Linked DNA regions of Homo sapiens: region 1 is linked to region 2. The links are chromatin loops, found by intact Hi-C in ENCODE. Cell type or tissue: endothelial cell of umbilical vein. All regions are shown on one strand.

Region 1 (2,500 bases), 190 kb before region 2:
GCAGGTTTCTTTACGTAACCCAGTTAGTAGAAATTCATCATCAGACCACTAGGGGGAGTGTGGACTGATTATGGGGAAAAGCGCCAAGAAGAAAGCAAAAAACAACGTGGCTACAAGTAGCCACCAGGAAAAGAGGGTGGAGAGTGATAGATAGATAGATAGACAGATAGATGATAGATAGGTAGGTAGATAGATAGATAGATAGATAGATAGATAGATAGATAGATAGATAGATTTGTGGGGAAAAATCTAAGTGGACAATTCTGCTGTCTGTTCTTTACTGCCTGCTGTCCTCTGAAACAATTTTAAATCTTCAACACCTTCCCTTCAAGTTCAGCTGAGGATCACTTTGCATATTTCAAGACGTCAGACGCATCGTGAAAATAGACAAGTGCCACCTAGTTGTCCTACTGTCAATTCCACCACCTCCCTCCATCCTCTGCTGTTGTATACTCAAATGAAGGTTTCTTCCTGTTACAGAAGGAGGCATGACTGTGGTCCTACCCAGGACTTTCTAAGGGATGGGAGAGCAAGAAGAGTTTCGGTGCATCTATTCTCAGATGCTCACGGAGTCTGAGCTGGTGCCTTTTATACCCTGCTGGTCATACAGACATATTCTTGCCATACAATCAGCCCCAGTGCCAGACTTCTCTGTGTGTGTCGGGGCGGGGGGTGGGGGGATGTGTCGTGTCCATGCCAGGTGCAAGTCATGCATCTCATCTGGGAGTTACATTTCTGATTTCAGTTAGACAGTTCAGGTGATTTCAAGGCCTGCCAGAATGAACCCTAACAGCACAATCCACCCTAGACCCATGGTCAGCCTTTTTACGACAAAACAATTACTCTTAGTTTGACAGCAATGTCAAACTCTGCCTCTCTCCTCCACTTTATAAGGACCCATGTGATTACATCGGGCCCACCAGAATAATCCAGGATAATCCCCTCGTCTCAAAGTCAGCAGATTGGCAGGCTTAATTCCATCTGCAACCTTAATTCTCCTTTGCCATGTAACCTAATATATTCACAGGTGCCAGGGATTAGGGCATGAACATCTTTGTGGGGGGCATTATTTTGCCTACCACACCCTGTGTTATTTCTCATAAGAGTATAAACTTGAGGCTATATCTCTGTTATGTCTGGAGTGCACAGGATTCAAAATGTTTGGAGTACACAGTCAAACTCCTTTCCTCTGGGTATATGGCTTTAACAAATATTGCTTCCCAAGGAAAGAGGCTCTACAACAGGGCCCATCTATTCCCCATGGGAAACGCTCTAATGCTTTTCCAAATTTGTCCAATCACCATGAGTCACACTATAAAAAGAATGGTCAGCACTGAGTCATGGTGCTTAAGCCGTGGAAGAACATGTCGGTAGGTTGCTTTCTCTAATTAAACATTTTCATTGACTGGGTGGCTTATAAGTCTTCTGTGAGTATGTAACTTGAAATTCTGCTGTGAGATGCCCTGGTCATTGTGTTGGGGATATCTCAGACTCCATTTGAATTAAGACATCTAATAACCCAGCTGTGCTGGCATGCAGGCTCATTCCCATTTCCAGGTTTGGGCATGTCATCTTAGTAGCTGCTATAATTGTCAGTCCTGTACTGTCATGCCAGGTAACTTGTCATCTTTGTCCCTCATCCTGAAATAGGATGCTTCTAGTTTTTCTATTTATGTTAGGTCTTTTTCTTCAACATGTCTTTCCTTATTAAAAATGAATTCTGCCTGGTCAACGATTTCTAGCCCAGTTTCCAATCTTCCTAAAGCTCTCTTACTTTGGGTGGGCTGATGCTGTTTGAGCCACCAGACACATTGTTGCCATTGAGTACTCATTGCTTTAGTGTAATTTGGAAATAAAGTGGAGATCCAAAAATGTTGAATTCTTCAGGGTAAGGACGTATAAGTAGTAGTGATCCCTAGGTAAATTTTGGTTTGTGTATATTGTAATGCTTCTCAGCAGACAGACTTAAAATGGAGCTTCTTTGAGCCTTGCACTCCTATTGGAGTGTTTTTCTTTTCTTTTCTTTTCTTTTCTTTTCTTTTCTTTTCTTTTCTTTTCTTTTCTTTTCTTTTCTTTTCTTTTCTTCCCCCAAGTTGGAGTCTCGCACTGTTGCCTCGGCTGGAGTGCAATGGCGTGATCTCGGCTCACTGCAACTTTCCGTCTCCCAGCTTCAAGCGATTCTCCCGCCTCAGCCTCCCGTGTAGCTGGGATTACAGGCACCCACCACCAGGCTTGGCTAACTTTGTATTTTTAGTAGAGACGGGGTTTCACTATGTTGGTCAGGCTGGTCTCAGAACCATACATGTCTAATTGCTGGCTTTTCATTCTCAGGAATGCAGGATCACCAAGTTGTATATCATTACTTTCTCTATCAGTGATCCAAGTATTTTAATTGTGCCTTCACCTCTTCATGGATTTTCTTTTTCTACTCACAACGGCTTTTTTAAAGACATAATTTTATAACAGATGGAGCATTCAATGGATAATTTATATCCCAATA
Region 2 (2,500 bases):
TATTTATATCCTACTGCTTAGGGTCATCACCAAGGTCTGATTGCAAAAATTCAAAAATTGCAATCTCGGGTATAAATGGGTTAAATGTTCTCTTATTTTAACCCTTATCTAAGCTGTGTGACCTTAGGAAAGAACATGGCCTCTCTGAGCTTGGATCCTCATCCATGTGGACTCACACTCTCCCAGGTCCTCCCAGTTCCCTGATCATGTTCCTTTCTTTTTTTGCATTTTGTTTTGTTTTGTTTTGTTTTGTTTTGAAATGGAGTCTCGCTCTGTTGCCCAGGCTAGAGTGCAATGGCATGATCTCGGCTCACTGCACCCTCCGCCTCCTGGGTTCAAGCTATTCTCATGTCTCAGCCTCCCAAGTAGCTGGGATTACAGGTGCCCACCACTGCGCCCGGCTAATTTTTGTATTTTTAGTAGAGACGGGTTTTCACCATGTTGGTCAGGTTGGTCTCGAACTCCCGACCTCAGGTGATCCGCCCGCCTCGGCCTCCCAAAGTGCTGGGATTACAGGCGTGAGCCACTGCACCCGGCCTCATGTTCCTTTCTTTCCCCCACTTATTTATAAACTTACATTCTTGAATAGAACATCTTTATTCTTTTGCTTTTCCAGTATGTTAAGGCAGTAAAAAATATTTTTGGAAAATACTTAACTTCATGATTTGCCATATACATTATTTTTTACCTAATCCAGGACTGAAAATAGTTAATTTTTGTAGTTGACCATTCATGTGATGTTCTTTCTTTCCATCTGAAGGTAATGTGGAGGCGACATTAACATAACGAAAGCATGGAAGAAGTAGAAACGTCAGTCTTTAATACTGAGCTTCATAACTCTTCCTTCATATACATCATTGCCAAATCAATGTCGGCATTTCAAATTGCTTTGGGATAGCACACCAGCTTGAGAGGAGTTGAGGTGAAGCCTCTCCTTTTGGTCTTCCTGTTGAATAACTACACTGAAATTCACCAACATAGTCAGTGGTGGGCTTTAGGCCACTGAATTAAACCAAGCTCACTGGCCCCATCTAGGGATCAAAAGCATTTAGCCCATGTTCTAACCATTGAATTAGACATCAAAGGTCCAAAGTTCTGAGACTGGCTTAGAATAACCCTTTACCTCCAGGCGGCATAACCTCCAGAACATTCCTGGAGGATGAACTTTTGGCTTTCACCAGCCTGACTGTTAAGCCAGCCACCATGGAAGATGAAATGTCTCACCAGAAATCACTCCCAGGTGGCAGTTCGTGCCTGTTTCCTCTCACATGGCCATCATGGGACGTCATTCTGGAAATCATTCTGCAGCTGTATGAAACCAGGGCCAAAACCCATTCCCCTACCCTGGAAGCAAGGGAAATATGGATATGGGAGAAATGAAATTTACTGACTATTGGTGATGAGGTGCTGTTGTCAAGGGTAAGAACTGGGCAAAAACTTTAAGAGGCTGAACACCTTTTGTTTTATCAAGAAAACTGTGAAAAACCCAAGGCAAAACAAGCAAGAAGCAAAATGGCCAATAGTTTGTCTCCAGCCAGGCCTCTATAAAGACCAGGAGGAGCAGCCTCCCAGGAGTCAGGGAGATAGATAGGCTATCTTCTTGTCTAGTCACTGTGAGATGACAAGGTCACAGGGTCACTCAGCTTTGTTTGTAGAATCCTGAGCCCCCTAAATCCAGTCTTGGATAGGAGGAGTGGGGAAGAAGCTTTATGGAAGGAGGAGTCTTATCAAGATTCTGGGGGACCCGCAAGTGGCTCTGGGCCTGGGAACAGCCACTCTGCCATATTTGCTAAATACCTGTCACCAGCAGAATCCTGCTCTAGATGCTGAGAGGAGCTACAAGGGCTATGAAAGTTCTCTCCATCATGGAGTTTGAGGTATGAATCGACCCAAAACCAGTCTGTAAAAATGCATGTGATCATGCATTTACTGTCCCCCTCAGCTGCATAGAAAGCTACACTAAAGCTACCCCTGCCACTCAAGGGTGGGACACACCTGCAACTTCAGAGTTGGAAAGCACCCACAGTAATCCCGTTGAACAATCCTCTCCCCGATTTACAGAAGAAACAATACCCATGCAGTTGGGAAGAGGCAGCATGGGAAGAAGAACTCCAGGCTGCTGGAGCCCATGAGAGGTCCGGTCCCGCCCAGGCTGCCTGACTCTTCTTGTGAGTTAGGAGAAGGGAGTGAGAGAGGCCAGAATCCGACCATGTGAGCTTTAATCCCCTTTGTGATATAGTCTGTGCTTACAAATGGTTAAGACAGTGTGTGGCTTTGCCTCTTTTTCTGCCCACATGCTGACAATTTTGTTGAACAAAATTACAAGAATAGCACAAGGATAACCTTTCCCCTGCCCTCTGCATGGGTCTTCCCGACATTGTTATGCTCGCCTGTCTTGTGCTATTAGATCAGCTTTCTTATTGCATCTATGCATTGTGGAACATTCTGGCTACAAGCCTGCGTGCTGGAGCCAGACTGCCTGGGTTCAAATCCCACCACT

What was found. A loop is a pair of places that touch in the nucleus more often than their neighbours do. Peaks named below come from ENCODE experiments on the same cell type or tissue, not always from the same donor. Only the 100,000 strongest peaks of a DNase experiment are listed, where the experiment ranks them.
Region 1: it touches region 2 in a loop (8-fold over the local background); 3 of 110 quality-filtered maps call a loop at or near these places.

What each region holds. Positions count from the first base shown.
Region 1 is chr7:134,514,716-134,517,215 of GRCh38, forward strand. No RefSeq gene overlaps it. Among named protein-coding and RNA genes, the nearest start is that of AKR1B10, 12 kb to the right of the region's middle. In endothelial cell of umbilical vein, a CTCF peak has its summit at 31; DNase peaks (open chromatin) are centred at 66 and 1,326; H3K27ac peaks cover 1,156 bases.
Region 2 is chr7:134,700,429-134,702,928 of GRCh38, forward strand. All of the region lies in intron 1 of LOC124901750 (a long non-coding RNA gene), which reads right to left. Among named protein-coding and RNA genes, the nearest start is that of BPGM, 55 kb to the left of the region's middle. RefSeq lists a silencer at 2,469-2,500. In endothelial cell of umbilical vein, a CTCF peak has its summit at 1,036; DNase peaks (open chromatin) are centred at 1,053 and 2,363.